Linked DNA regions of Homo sapiens: region 2 is linked to region 1. Evidence: chromatin loops called from intact Hi-C (ENCODE). Cell type or tissue: prostate gland. All regions are shown on one strand.

Region 1 (8,000 bases):
TCTCCAAATGTAACCAAAGATTTTTTTGTATCACTATGAACTCATGGATTTAAACATATTTCATGTATTTCAATCCATTGCACTTATGATTCTTGTTAATGTTTGATTTGTCCTATCTCTGATCAGTGGAGCTTATTCAAGATGACTCCTCCACCCTTTTGACATGGCCCCAGTAGTCTTTGATAGTTTCCCTTCTATCTGGTTTGACAAAATATTTCAGGTTTATCTGCTTATACTAGATAATGTAAAATCCTCTCCATAGAGACAGTACCTTTTTTCATTTCCCCCTGCAAAGTATGAGTGCTGGCTTCCCCCACAACCTTACCAGCAGAGTACTGAGTCAAACTGCTGGATTTTTGCCAATCTGATAGGTGGGAAGTGGTATCTTTGTGTGGTTTTAATTTGCATTTATTGCTGTGAGCCAGACTGAATATCTTTTCATATAGTTAAAAGCTATTTGCTGTGAGCTATTTGTATCTCAGCCCATTTTGCAAAAAAAAAAAAAAAAGCTTTTTAGTAATCTGTAATTTCTTTGCAACATTATATTAAGCCATGTACCCATTTTTTAAAGTTAGTTTAGACAGAATATAATCAGTAAGTCCATTTAACCAGGCAATATAAATTTTAATATGTGCTATATGCTGAAAGCAAACAAAGACCAAAGGAACTAATGAGAGCTCTGGGTTACAGAGCTCCAACCCTCACTCTTCACTCATGATACTTCTTGGTCTATATGTGACATATTGGACAGATGGACTAAGTGAGAGGGCCATGGCCAATCTATACATTTTAGTTTAGGAATGTTTCTTTTATTTCTACTTTTTTTAGATGAAACAGATAACACAAGATACCACAGTAAAATTGATTTCGTTCAAATGAATGTAATTGCATTTAGGTTTTCTTTCCACACCCCAGTAGTTCAGCTTGCACATCCCCAGTGAGGGTTGGACAGAACCACTTTGGAGACCACTGACCACAGGATGAAACCCAAACTTTCTAGCTTGGGATAACAGAATGTCCATCAGAATGCAACCCCTGTCCACATTTTGACTTTGACTCACACCACTTGTTTCCTGGCTTTTGCTCTATCTAAGTCTTTGCAGTTTCCTAAACATGCCCTTCTATTTCAGGAACACTGCATCCTTCTCCCCACTGACCAGTGAGTTCCTACAGCGGGCTGCCCCACAAGCTGCACAAGCACACTGGGCAGCTCTGCTCCTACTCCATCATGAAGAGCATCTGTGGAGAACAATCCTGACCCTTTCAGGCTGATTTAGGCCCTGTCTTCCTGAGGCTCACTTTGAATGTTGTGGCAAAACCACTGACAGAGCTTTTTGAAGAGTCTAGGGAGCAAGTACAAGTCGCCCTCTTCCCTTAACTGAAGAATCGTTCTCCAACTCTCCATCATCGGGAAGGTAGCTTCAGAAGGAGGCCAAGAAGAGGTGACTGAGAACAAGGTCCAGCCTGTGCCCAGCTCCCCACTGCCCCCCAACCCCCCACCCCCCACCAACCATTACTAGTGGTCTTCCTAGAGGGGTGGCTGAAGGGTCAGAGCCTGAGTATACTTCCTTGATGGCAGAAGAGAAACAGGAGTCCTCACTCAAGACAATGGGAGAAACTGAGCTGGAGGAAAGAGCTAAGCCAAAAACTGGGCTGGAGAAGCGAGGTCTTGTATTAGGCTGTTCTTGCATTGCTAAAGAAAAACCTGAGACTGGGCAATTAAAAAAAGAAAGAGGTTTAATTGACATATGGTTCTGCAGGCTTTACAGGAAGCATGGTGCTGGCATTTGCTCAACTTCTGGTGAAGCCTCAGAGAGCTTTTCATCACGGCAGAAGGCAAAGCACAGGCAGGAAATTCACATGGTGAAAGCAGGGGCAAGTGAGAGGAGGGGGAGAGGTGCCAAAACCTTTAAATGACCATATCGCATGAGAACTCAGTTGCTATCATGAAGACCGCACCAAACCATGAGGGATCCACAACCCATGATCCAAACATCTCCTACTAGGCCCCAATTCCAGCACTGGGGATTACAGCTCAACATGAGATTGTGGCAGGGACAAATATCCAAACTATGTAAGGTCTAAAATTAATGGAGAAGTCAAGTGGAATCCAATTTAGAGTAGCTCCAGGAAGTAGAATTTCCATGGGATTCTATAGGGGAACTCTATCAGCACTGGCCCCTCTTGGGGACAGCAAACAAGGAAGAGGAAGTCACAAGGTCACACCTGTCTACAAGGCAGTGTTTCCACATTCCACCATAGCTTTGGCATTTTATCTCTCACTTCCTCTGGACCTATGCGTAGGTAACTGGCCCTATCTCCACTCTCTGTGCAAAAAATCCCCCCTGGCAGGGCCTCTCTACCATTCTCCAGCTTCAGGCCTGCAAAAGCCCCAAGATCTAACTCCTAACAGAGAGCTGAGAGGCCTCAGCCCATTTGTCAATCTAAGCATGACCAGTGACTACTAAATAAAACTGACACTTAGGCCAGGCACAATGGCTCACACCTGTAATCCCAGTACTTTGATAAGGCTGAGGCTGGAGAAGACCTTGAGCCCAGGAGTTCAAGACCAGCCTGGGCAACATAGTAAGACCCCATCTCAACCAAAACACTAAACGGACAAACAAACAAACCAACAACTGACACTTAGATTCTCATTTACCTTTTAGTATTTATCATTTAATGGATTAGAACCAAAGAGAAGAAGGAATGCGCTATTATCTCCCCAGACCTCATAGAGTTAGTTCAACTGGACAAAACTCATGAATCAAATGTACTCCACTTGAGAAAAGACTGAAAAGAAAGTGAATGGTTAGCCTAGAACTACAGTTAGCCTTCATAAATTCTGTAAAGTTTATGAAAAATGTAGATTCTAGGGCTTCTCCCTTGAGATTTTGATTCTGAAAAGTTTGGAATGATACCTTGGAATCTGAATATTTAAATTCCCCAGTAAATTTAGATGCAGGTTGTTTTCAGTGGCCTAGACAATAAAAAGGGAAAATTTAAAGTTGCAAAAGTTGCTGGGGTCACCTAAATACTGTCCAGAAGATAGCTGATCTCTGTGCAGGTTGCATCCCTGCCGTGAATTATGTAGCTGCTACCCTTGTTCTGGTTCTGAGCTTATCTACAACCTTCTGGCCATAATTTGGCATCCCTTGTGGCTTGCCTGCAGGGAGATAATTGACAGATCTGCTGACATGAGCACTCTGCTCTGTTGACAGCTCTTTCTCATTACAAAATCAATACATTGGCATTACGCTTACATTTTTATTTCTGTGGCTTTGGTTACTACAGGTCTCTCCTGAAAAGCAGTTTCTCACGGTGCAAATGAAAGTGGAGCTGATCAGTCTCACATACAGAAGAATGTTCAGAACAGTAACTTCCTGCTCTGATCCCAACAGTGTCTACCCTCCCTAGAGCTCCACCCCTGCCTGGCCTTTGTCTGCAATTTCCAGGGCCACCCACACCGTCCCCGCTCTCCCAGTGCCCTGGGGAGCCGCTCTCATTTATCAAATGCTCCTTGTTCCCTACCACCTCTCAGCCTATTAAACCGCTCTGTTCCCAGTCTCTGATCTTATCTCTTCCCCTCCTTGGCTTGAAGTTGTTGTCAATCATGCCACTCCATCTTTTTTTCTTTTCTTCCCCCACCACCCCCCACCAGCCCCCTGTGATAGAGCTACAGACAGTTTACAGCTCTTTTGGTCTGGCATGACAAAAAGACCCCTTTCTGTTATCCTCACTTAGTGCACGCCTGACCCCAGAGGGCAGTTGGGTGTGTGCCGTGGTCCTGGGAAAGGAAATGGGGGAGAGAGAAAAACTCATCTTGCCAACAGGGTTAAAGCCAGACCCATCGCTGTGTCCAATTCACCACAAATGAATGTCACTCTGTACTGTGTGTTGGCAGCCAGCTGGCTTCTCGGGCGAAACCTCTGTGAATTGCCTGAGCCACATGCCTCAGCATTCATACTGCATCACATTCAAGTTAAAGAACAGAAGAAAAGGCACACTAGATTAGACCCATCTTTCTTCCCAGGCAGACTTGGGCTCTTAACAGTGGCAGTGTCTGTCAGGTTGCCCTTCAAGATATTCACCTCAATAGATTAGAGACAGCCCCACACAGCTTCTTTTCTTTTGTAACCTATTATTTAATCCTCTCCTTTATTCTCACTATCAAATTTGTCATCATGTTCTGCCAATTTCTCTTGTCACAGTCATCATTCTAACCCTCATTATCTCACATTCCAGCTATGGAGAGGCTCTGATTTTTGTGTTGGGTCTTCCCTCTCCCTACTAAAGTGATCTTCATGAAACACTTTCATCATCTCACTGGTTGGCTCCGAGTCCTACTAGGGCAGTCAGATCCAGGCTCCCCTTCCCAGATCTCAATGGATCTCAATAACCAGCTCCACCTGAACTGATCTCATCTCAGACTCTTATCTGCGTTCAGGCCCTTCTTGGTACAGTGCCCCAAAACTTCAGCCCCATAGCTTCCTGAAGTAGCCTCACCTATGCTCTCTTCTGAATTCTGCCTTGTTTTAAAATGCCAACTTCAAACCTTGCGATGCTTCAAGTGGGCAGCTGGGATAGAGAGAGCACTGAGCATGGTGTCACAGGCAAAACCAGCTATTGGTTAGAAAAGAAAGGCAGCATACACACAAAATACCAGAAAAACTCAGTCCACACTCTGAGCAGCCCCTGCTGTGCTCTACTTGTTCACCAGGCCAAAGCCCTACACCTAACTTCCCTGCCCACTGCATCTCCAAGGCCCCAAACTGCACAGAGCAGGGCAGCCCCCCGATTCTTGGCATCCTCCTGGATGGAGGCTTGGGAATCCTGGAGATATTTTTGGTTGTCAGAACTGGGGTAGGGTTGTGGGGAGAGGCTGGCATCTAGTGGGCAGAGACCTGTGATTCTGCTAAAGCAACCTGCAATCATAGGACACACCTCTCCCAACAACAAATTATCTTGCCCAAAATGTTTATAATGTCAAGGTCGAGAGCCTTGGCCAAGAAAGAGACAAAGCAGAAAGTTAGCCTAAAAAAGACACTCATTCAAACTAGCACAAGTGAAAATTGGAAGATACTGACATAATTTAAGTAATTTTCCAGAAGCCAAGTTTGGAGATGCAGCCTCACAGGACCTGGACAGTGCTTTGGAAGCCATTTCCACCATCTTGTTCACTCTGGGGCCACAGACTGTCTTTTTCTGGTCTCTGCTTCCCTGCTTCATCCTCCTTCTACTCTCTGCTTCCCTAGCGTGTGGCCCAGATGGTCAGTCACAATCCTGACTCCACAGCAGTTTTGGGGTCAAGCCTGTAGACAGGAGTTACTTATCATCTTTGAGTTTATTTAATTTTTCAATGGGAGAACTAGATTGTCCAGTCTTGGCCAAAAAAATGGTCTAGCTTTGAGTCATACTGTAATCATCTGTGGCTCAAAGGCAAGATCCTGCCCACTGTCCACTCGGCAGGGCTGTGGTGGGCACCACAAGGAGGAGTATTTCTTCTTCAAGGATGAAAAAAAGAAGAAGAAGAAGAAGAACATTTGAGACAAAGGAAAGAGAAGTCTAAGAAGGTGAAACCATTTGGCCTGAAATCTTGATAAAATAGATGGCCAGGTCACCTACCAAGAGAGGGGACTTGGAGTAAAGCTTAGGAAACTGCAGATATAGGGAAGGTGGAGAAGAGCAGCTCTGGAGAATTTGATATGGGAGAGGCCTAGGAGGCAAAGGACCAGCAAGTGGCTCTGAGGATCTCCAGTGTGCCTGGGAAGATACCTGCTCTAACCAAAGGAGGAAAAGAGAGTCTTGCCAGGGCTCAGGTTCCTAGGGCCCCACAGATCACAAGCATTGGAGAGTCACTTTTTGTTTTCTTTCCACCTTGTGGGAAGTTCTTTGAAAGTTTGGTAAGTGACTGAGCAAATGGGAATTGTGAGAGAGATATTCCAGACAAATTAGGCTTCCAAGGCTAGATAATGAGGGGCTAAGAGTTCTCAGGGACTCAGAGCCTCTGCCCTGGGAAACCAGAGAAAGGAAGCCTGCTTTTCTGTGAAACTGGCCTTCCTCAAGTCATCCAAAGTCAGTGTCTGGGCAGCCTTCCTTCCTCCCTTCTGCTTGGGTGGTAGACCAGTTATCAATTTATTGCCCCTCACCTCCAAATACACTCCTCATTACCTGCTCTGGGATAACACAACTGGACCCTTTAAGCATTTTTCCTTTGCAGCAAACACACTGTTAAGCTTTATCAATGCAGGTGCTGGGGTATGCTGTCAGAGGGGGAGGCTATTCTTCCTAGTTCCAGTGTACTTCCATTTGCTTCTTTTTGCTCCTGCTTTAAAGCTGTGGGCTGTGAAGTGTAGAACACGCAGCGGTGCTCCACTCCAGCCAAGTGCCAGCACACACAGTGCGTGGGCAAACTTGCAGCCTTGGCCTGGAGACCACCTCCCCACAGCCCTCCCAAGGTCATGCATGTGATGTGTGCATATGGTAGTCATCTCCATGCTGTGGGAGTGTGGGTCATTTTTATTTTACTACTATGTATATGTCAGGAACTGAGGTCAAAGAAAAAAGGTGTGAATTCTCAAATTGTAAGAGATAGTCTACTTTCCCCTGTCATTTAGAAATGAAATTTCCCCGATTTAAACTTGCATGTATTAGTAGATTAACTCTCATTATGTAAGTGCATAGAACTATTAAACTGAGATCTTACATTGTTTTGTACTCTGCAAAATATACCGAAATAGAGCAGTCACTTCAAGTCTACTATTTTACTTGCTACCAAGGGCAGTGGCAGCCCACCTGAGAAGGTATTGTACATAAAAACTACATCTTGTATTCTTTTCTCAAAACTTGGGAGGTAGGAGGAAAAAAATGAAAAGGAGAAGAATGAGGAATGCCAGAAAATATGAGTAATTATTTCTGCAAATTAGATGTGTACTTATTCTTTCGGGCTGTTTCATTTTGCCCTTGCAAATGTGTATTCTGCAACCACACAGGATAATTGGTATATACCCTGAATCTCTACCTTACTTGCCCTATTGATATTTTGGTGTTCCATGAGGGAAAGCCCCAGGAAAGAAGGGGGTGGTATATTGGGGAAAGATGTTGCATTTGCAACAGTAATTCTGCTATAATACTTTGTAAGCCCAAACTCTATGCCTTCTTTTCTGTGGATTAGAACTGTTTGTCTATAATGCCAAAGTAATTTATTCCTTGGCATTTAAAAGAAACACCCAAGTAACATAATTTCAATGTGCTAAAATTAATTTCAATTTTCTGGGAAGTGAGAGTGCATATGTGTGTGTGTGATTGTGTACATGTGTATGTACACTTTTTCCAAACCTCTTGGATTGTACTGACACCATTGTTATTTCCTGAGCATGAATAAACCCTCTTCCTTACTCACCCACTCATATTTTGAAACTTGTCAGGATATGAAATAATTTGGTGCACTTTTCATGCTAAAATTATCCTTGGAGGAAGAGTTCTACACACCAAACATTCACCCAAAAAAAGACTCTAAAAATGTAAATGTTTGGTTGTTCATGCCAGTAATCAAGGCTAGAGAATTCAACCCTTCCCAAGTTAGGGAGAGAGAAAGTCTGCTGTGCATCTTGTAGCACAACTGTCACCATCCGGGCTTGGAAGCTCTGTGTTCCTTTATCTCACTACAGTACAGTAATCCCCCTTATCCACGGGGCATACGTTCCAAGACCGCCAGTGGATGCCTGAAACCACAGACAGTCCAGAAACTTATGTGCACTATGTTTGTTCCTATACATACGTATCTGTGATAAAGTTTAGTTTATAACTTAGACACCGTAAGAGATTAATAACAATAGCTAATAATAAAATAGAACAACTCTAACAAGATACCATTAAACAGTTATGTGGATGAGGTCTCTTGCTGTCTTTCAAAATACCTTATTGTACTGCACTCACCTTCTTGTGATGATGTGGGATGATAAAATATGGTGTGCGTGATGCAATGAGATGAAGTGAGG
Region 2 (8,000 bases), 430 kb after region 1:
TCACAAGTAGAACAGTGTTTGAAGTTGAGTGCTGTTCCATAATTACAAAATAAACTACAGTGTGTCCTGAGCAGCCATGACTACCAACTTTATTTAGGCTTCTGGTTCCTCATAAAGAGATCCTTAGAATATGGAGATTTACATTGACTCTGATGATATGCCTATTCATGTTCTACCTGGCCAGTGAGAACATGATCAGAATATACCCTGCAGAGCATTTTTTCTTCCAGAAATTGGTGCTTAACAGAAGTACTTTGAACTATTCTTGAGACCATAACAATAGAGATTTTATCAAGGATTACTCCTCAGTTTGGGAAGTATGGTTTTTTGGGGGTTGTGGGGGTGAGGCACAGAGTTTCACTCTTGTCGCCCAGGCTGGAGTGCAGTGGTGCGATCTTGGCTCACTTCAACCTCCACCTCCCAGGTTCAAGCAATTCTCCTGCCTCCTGCTTCAGCCTCCCGAGTAGCTGGGATTACAGGTATGTACCACCACGCCTGGCTAATTTTTATATTTTTAGTAGAAACAGGGTTTCACCATGTTGGCTATGGTGGTCTCGAATTCCTGACCTCAGGTGATCCACCCACCTCTGTCTCCCAAAGTGCTGGGATTACAGGTGTGAGCCACAGTGCCCAGCCAGGAAGTATCTTCAATCTAAAGATTTCGCCAAACTCCAAGCAACTTTTTTTTTTTTTTTTAAACATAGCTACCTATTGACTGCCTCCAAATAATTTCCTTTAAGTGCCCAAGATGTGGCTTCAAACATTAAAATCTCAGACTATTAATCTACTGTCTCAGCATAGCAGATTACATTCACTCACATATTGTAGTCCTTACAGTGTGACTGTAAAATCATACCTCTACTATCAGTCACCAGACTGGTTTCAGACATCTTAATGACTAGGGAATCATGTTGATACAGACATTGACACAGAAGTCTGTGTCTTGGAATGTTGGTAACTATGTGGATATAATCACTTTACCCATTCTACCCATATCGATCGCCTCAGCTAAAACTTCAGTTTCAGTTATGTCTTTCTCTTTAACTCTGATTTCATGCAACCCTCTTCTCTTTCCAGCCTTATTTTGACAGAAGGCTACTACTTGACCTTCCTTTAGATCACCAATCCTTTGGGACAGATATCTTCCCAGTTGACACTGTCTCTCATAACAGCTAGTTATTTTACTCCAGCTATTTCTGTGCACATCTAACTCTCCTTTCTGGGGGAGTTAACCTGTGAGTCACCATTTTGATTACTTCAGATATGCTTATTACTGCTGAAGAATAGTAATCCTTATTCTAAAATGCTTGGGTACATCAAATAACTTTATAGAGGTAGCTTTACAGGTTTTTCTTTATTTTGATTCTTTTTCTCTTACTCTCCAATTTAAGAAGCCTTTTTCTAAAAGCACTTCCTGCAGGTGGGTGCTAAGTGGTTGGGATAGCAGAACCATAGATTAGGGCAACTGTAGATAACCTACTTGGGGAGGACAGTGTGATCAGCAATGCCCAGGAAGTGATCAGGAAGGAAGGCTGAAGTCAGGGCTAATGACAGCAAGAGCTGACCTTCCCCTCTGACATTTTCCTACTTGGCTTCTGCAATGCCATTCTTTCTCTTTTTTTTTTTTTTTTTTTTATATTTTATCTAATATTTTATTTACTGATCTCTCTGAAACATGCCAAAATTCATATAGCTAAGGGAACTTACCATGCTAAAATGTTGTTCAACATGACAAATTTATACAAAACATATTTCAATGTAGTGCCTTCATTTCATTCTTGAGGAATCAACATTACATTTAGGTGGTGAAATTTAGGATACAAATATAATTATCAAATATCGTACTTCTAGTTTACTGGAAAACATAACAGTTGTGACAGTAACACCTAACACCTTGGTTAATTAAAGACAGAAAATGGGCAGGGGTGTCACAGAAGTATGCAAGGATTTGACAGTTCAAACTAATCCATAGCCCTTCTGAGAAACTACAGATGGAAAATATGTAGTAAATATTTCTGTAATATGGTGGTTTCAGTACATTATAGCACAGTGATCATCATTCCATTCATACACTCAAATAAATGCTGCTTCTGATCACTGAAAACTAGATTCAAAGTCATTGCTCAACAAGCTGATACTACAAATCCCTTATATTAACAGGTACTTTAAATGTGGAAATAAGGCAAAGCATACTTGTTAGTCACAATTACTTTTAGATATAATTGAGACTACACTGCTATACATAATTAGGTACACAGTATGTATAACAATGCATACTATGGTGTGGGGTTAATTCCAATTACCATATTTTATATTTATTGGTCACAACAGCATACATTTTATGCTCCAAAATACATGGATCTGACAAAATGGTTACATTTAATGTTCTTTTAAGGAAAGATGAACTAAATTTAAGAAGAATTGGTTTTTCCTAATATCTCATTTTCAAATTACTGATACAAATTTGCCAGAGAAACAATTACATGTTTTACCTAACATCAAATAATCTCCAGTTTCTAAGACAGATGCATTTCTTGTTCAGTTTCCAAAAGTAAATAAAGGCTTTCTAACTGAAAACATTTGCATCCCTAGCTCTCTAAAGTAAACATTAAAAAGAAAATTACAAAAAATGACCTCTAAGCTTCTGAACAGTCCACTTAGTTACATAAAGTACTTTCTGTCCCAACACTTTCTCTAATTCAAAAGATATTTACTTCCTAAGTACACGACAAAGTCTTCATTTCAAACCATTCACTCAGTTTCCATGGTAACATTGCGGGCTTCCTTGGCTACCATAAGTCGCATTAGTTGACTGTGGAATTTCTCAATCTTCTTTACATCTTGAGCTTGGTCTGTTTTATACACCAAACAAACTAAATCATCTGTTACTTTAACACACAAGTTCCCATCAGAATGCCTATATTTGAGAACCACACGTGCCTTCATAGGGTCAGCGAGGTAAAGCTTCTCGGCAGCGCGGCTGAACTCCTCCCAGGTCTGGTACTGCGGCATCGTGGCCTAGAGTGGAAAAGTAAAGAGAAGCAAGGCCTCAGAACCCGGCCCAACAAACTACCTACGTCCGGGAGTCGCCAACCGACGCGAGTCCTGCAATGCCATTCTTTCTTAGCTTTACTTCTCAGACTCCTTTTCATATACTGTGATACCTTAATTCAGCAAATGTCAACAAATTGCTCTGTACCATGTACTCTAAAGGATGCTGGGGAAGTAGTGATGAATTAAGATGCACATGGCTCTTGTCCTTCATGGAACTAAGAGTCTAGAAAATGCCGGGCGCAGTGGCTCATGCCTGTAATCCCAGCACTTCGGGAGGCCGAGGCGAGCGGCTCACGAGGTCAGGAGATCGAGACCATCCTGGCTAACATGGTGAAACCCCCCCTTTACTAAAAATACAAAAAAAATTAGCCAGGCGTGGTGGCGGGCACCTGTAGCCCCAGCTACTCTGGAGGCTGAAGCAGGAGAATGGCATGAACCCGGGAGGCAGAGCTTGCAGTGAGCTGAGATTGGGCCACTGCACTTCAGCCTGGGGGACAGAGCGAGACTCTGTCTCAAAAAAAAAAAAAAAAAGAGTCTAGAAAATAAGGCAGTAATTACAAATTTTAATAAGTGACAAATACTGCTATGAACAGCAAAGACAAAAATCCCTGTTGTATGGAGCTTGCATTCTAGTGAAGGAGGTGGGAGATAGACCAACTAAATGGTGTGAAGATAGGAAAAAATGTGGATGGGCAGAAGGGACTATTTTAGATGGGATGGTCAGGGATAGCCTTCTTAAGGAGGTGACATTTAAACAAACCAGGTAATGAGTAGAAGTGAGGATGCTTTGTGCAAGGGAAGAGCATTCCAAGCAGAAGGGTGGCATGTACCAAGTCGCTGACATACTTGACAAACTGAAAGTATATTATAGTTGGGAAAGGGAAGAATCGTGTGAAATGAAATTAGAGAAGAAGTTGAGGGCCAGTTCATGAAGGAGCTTTTAAGGCCATAGTAGAGTGTTTGAATTTTATTCTGAGAGCATCAGTGGGAAGCCAAGGAATTATTTTAAACAGGGCTGTGATATTATTATTTTTAAAAGGTCACTAGAGACAAGTGGAAATGAGAGACCTATTTAGGGGAGACATTGCAGGAGCTTATGCTGGAGGTGATAGTGGTTGGAGTAAGGTAATGTCAGTGGAAATAGAAGTTGGAAACGTGTTGAGTTTGAGATACCTTTAAAATATCCAGAAGGAAATATGTTAAGCAAACATTCTGGAATTTGGGTGAAAAGTGTAGACTGGAGATTTAAATCTGAGGGTTGTGTATCTAGGTGGTATTTAAAGCCATGGGATCAGATAAGATTATCTAAAAAGAGGTTAGAGAACTGAGTCTTGAGGAATCCCAATATTTAGAAATTAGGTAGAGGAAGCAATAAGCCCTCAGTGAGATATGACATGTCTAAAACTTGGACTCTTCATCTTCTGCCACAAACCTATTTTCATCTGCAGCCTTGCCCCCATTGCTGTTGATGGCAACTTCACTCTTCCATTACTGAGGCCAAAAACCTTGGCAGTAGTGTGTATAGTAGTAAGATTGGAAACAACCTAACTATGTATGAGAATGGAACTAGTTACATTTTGATACTCCCAATCAAGAAAATATATAAAATACTGATAGGAGTTGATTTCTGGGATATTATTAATAATAGATGTTTTTTAAGAAAGGAAGATGTAAACACTATCTTTAAAGATATATATTAGCAGATGTTTGCTTGCATGTATATAAAATAACTTCAACGTATGTGAAAAAAAGTGGTAACCAGAAGGAAGGGAACTGGGAAGCTGGGAATAGGGGTGGGAGGAAGGCTTCACCAGCCATGTGAGTATTACCTATGGTGTTCACATGAACCATGTGGGTATACTATCCTAACCAAATCAGTCTTAATCTTAGCCCTTATCATCTGGGCTGGGCGCGGTGGCTCACGCCTGTAATCCCAGCACTTTGGGAGGCCGAGGCGGGCGGATCACAAGGTCAGGAGATCGAGACCATCTTGGCTAACACGGTGAAACCCCGTCTCTACTAAAAATACAAAAAATTAGCTGGGCGTGGTGGCGGGCGCCTGTAGTCCCAGCTACTCGGGAGGCTGAGGCAGGAGAATGGCGTGAACCTGGGAGGCGGAGCTTGCAGTGAGCCGAGATTGCGCCACTGCAATCCGGCCTGGGCTAAACAGCGGGACTCTGTCTCAAAAAAAAAAAAAAAAATCTTAGCCCTTATCATCTGTCACCTAGACTATGGCACATAGCATTCTAAAACCTTAAGGACCTATCTACTGCCTGTCTCTGCATTTGATTCATTTATTCACGCAATTGCCAAGGTGATCTTTCTTTAAAGAAAAAAAAAGGCAAATAGTCACTGCCCTAAACACATCATTCTGTAACTAATGATGTGTTGTAGCAGTATTTTTCAAACTGTTTCTAAGAGGTGCTCAGGGATACAGGAATATTTTCTTTTGGGTCTTTGTGAGGGGAAGAAGGAGGATTCAACCAGAATAGTTTTTATTTTATTCAATTAATTTGCAGTTCTATGAATGCCAACTATGTACTAGGCATTGGGTATTTAGCAGTAAACATGACCTGCACTTATTATAATCTTAAATAAGATCTAATTGAAATCTGACTGGGCCCAGTGCGGTGGCTTGTGCCTGTAATCCCCACACTTTGGGAGGCTGAGGATTACTTGAGGTCAGAAGTTCGAGACCAGCCTGGCCAACATGGCAATACCCCATGTCTACTAAAAATACAAAAAAATTAGCCAGGCATGGTGGTGCACACCTGTAGTCCCAGCTACTCAGGAAGCTAAGGCAGGAGAATCGCTTAAGCCTGGGAGGCAGAGGTTGCAGTGAGCCGAGATCACGCCATTGCACTCCAGCCTGGGTGACAGAGTGAGACTCTGTCTCAAAAAACAAAACAACAACAACAAAAAAAACCCTGCTATCTGAAAACAGTTTGAAAAACACTAATTTATGGGACAAAGGCCAGGTGCTGCCTTAGCCTAACATACTCCTTTCATTGTTGTTGTTTTGTTTTGTTTTGTTTTTTTGAGACGGAGTCTCACTCTGTCTCCCAGGCTGGAGTGCAGTGGCCCGGTCTTGGCTCAGTGCAAGCTCTGCCTCCCAGGTTCATGCCATTCTCCTGCCTCAACCACCCAAGTAGCTGGGACTACAGGCACCTGCCACAACGCCCAGCTAATTTTTTTTTTTTGTATTTTTAGTAGAGACAGGGTTTCACCATGTCAGCCAGGATGGTCTCAATCTCCTGACCTCGTGATCCACCCGCCTCGGCCTCCCAAAGTGCTGGGATTACAGGCATGAGCCACCGCACCCAGCCAGCCTGACATACTCCTGATCTAGCATCTGCCCACTTTGGCATTCTGTGTCCTGGCTGTTATGGAGCATTTGTTTATTCTTTTCTTTTTTCTTTTCTTTCTCTCTTTTCTTTTCTTTTTTTTTTTTTTTTTTTTTTTGAGATGGAGTCTCACTCTGTCACCCCCAGGCTGGAGTGCAGTGACGTGATCTCGGCTCACTGCAACCTATACCTGCCGGGTTCAAGCAATTCTGTCTCAGCTTCCCATGTAGCTGGGATTACAGGCACGCGCCACCACGCCCAGCTAATTTTTTGTATTTTTAGTAGAGACTGGGTTTCACCATGCTGGCCAGGCTGGTCTCGAACTCCTGACCTCGTGATCTGCCCACCTGGGCCTCCCAAAGTGCTGGGATTACTGGCGTGAGCCACTGCGCCCAGCCCAAGCATTTATTCTTTCATACCTCCATGTCTGTGTACGTTTTGTTTCTTCTGCTTGGACTGCAGGACCCTTCCTTGCTCATCTCCTTTCCCTCACCTCTCCCTCCTCATTTTCCTAATCATCCCTTATTTTTCTGTATGCTTTCAGCTCAGGTGTCATCACTGGAATTGCCTTAGGTAAGTCTTTTCCGTTCTCTGCTTTCCCCTAGTTTAGGAGTTCCCTTCTTTGAGCTCTAGTAGCACTTTATATATACATAGCAATTATATTGTATTGAAATTTAAAATCTTCATATCTTAAATTATGAGCTCTTTGAGAGGAGGAAGAATCAAAGATACAAAGATACTCATCTTTGTGACCACAGAGCCCAGCAATGTTAAAACAAAACAAAAACAGTTAATCTTTTCAACTATCTTTAGCTCTTCCATCAGCTGCAACCAGGCCAACCCCAGGCATCGACCTTAGAAAGACTGTACCATTACTTTCTTATCTGTTCTCATTGCTGGTCATCTTGGAAGAACTACAGTCAGACTTGGTGGCTTTAAGAATAGAATGGAGGGCTGGGCGCAGTGGCTCACGCCTGTAATCCCAGCACTTTGGGAGACCAAGGCGGGTGGATCATGAGGTCAGGAGATCGAGACCATCCTGGCTAACATGGTGAAATCCCATCTCTACTAAAAAATACAAAAAATTAGCCAAGCATGGTGGCGGGTGCCTGTAGTCCCAGCTACTCTGGAGGCTGAGGCAGGAGAATGGCATGAACCCGGGAGGCGGAGCTTGCAGTGAGCCGAGATCGTGCCACGCACTCCAGCCTGGGCGACAGAGCGACACTCCGTCTCAAAAAAAAAAAAAAAAAGAATAGAACGGAGAAAATTTCAGAAGAGTGAGCAGTTCCTTTCTCTCTACCCAAACACATTGTAGACCACTCCATCTGCTTTAACATATGCCTGAAAGCCTTATCATTTCAAAGCTAGGTGTAAAAAGGTTTTAAGTACTAATATATGGGAATGATAAGAGATTGAAACTCATTGGTGCTAGATCTGTAAACCAGTATAAATAAATTACCAGACTTTTTTTGTTTTATTTGATTTGGGGGCAGTTGAGCAGAACTGTGGAATGTTGGTACCTAAAGGAGGCCTCCTACATGGAAAGAAGTTATATATGCGTTTTGCAAGTGGCAAAGTAGGGACTCCTTTGAAGACACTGGA

Evidence for each region. Peaks named below come from ENCODE experiments on the same cell type or tissue, not always from the same donor. Only the 100,000 strongest peaks of a DNase experiment are listed, where the experiment ranks them.
Region 2: it touches region 1 in a loop (7-fold over the local background); 2 of 110 quality-filtered maps call a loop at or near these places.

Annotation. Positions count from the first base shown.
Region 1 is chr10:91,377,911-91,385,910 of GRCh38, forward strand. All of the region lies in intron 3 of HECTD2-AS1 (HECTD2 antisense RNA 1), which reads right to left. Among named protein-coding and RNA genes, the nearest start is that of HECTD2, 28 kb to the right of the region's middle. In prostate gland, no CTCF peak of the experiment used is centred here; DNase peaks (open chromatin) are centred at 3,461 and 3,901.
Region 2 is chr10:91,804,428-91,812,427 of GRCh38, forward strand. All of the region lies in intron 1 of TNKS2 (tankyrase 2), which reads left to right. It also overlaps the pseudogene SRP9P1. Among named protein-coding and RNA genes, the nearest start is that of TNKS2, 10 kb to the left of the region's middle. In prostate gland, no CTCF peak of the experiment used is centred here; no DNase peak of the experiment used is centred here.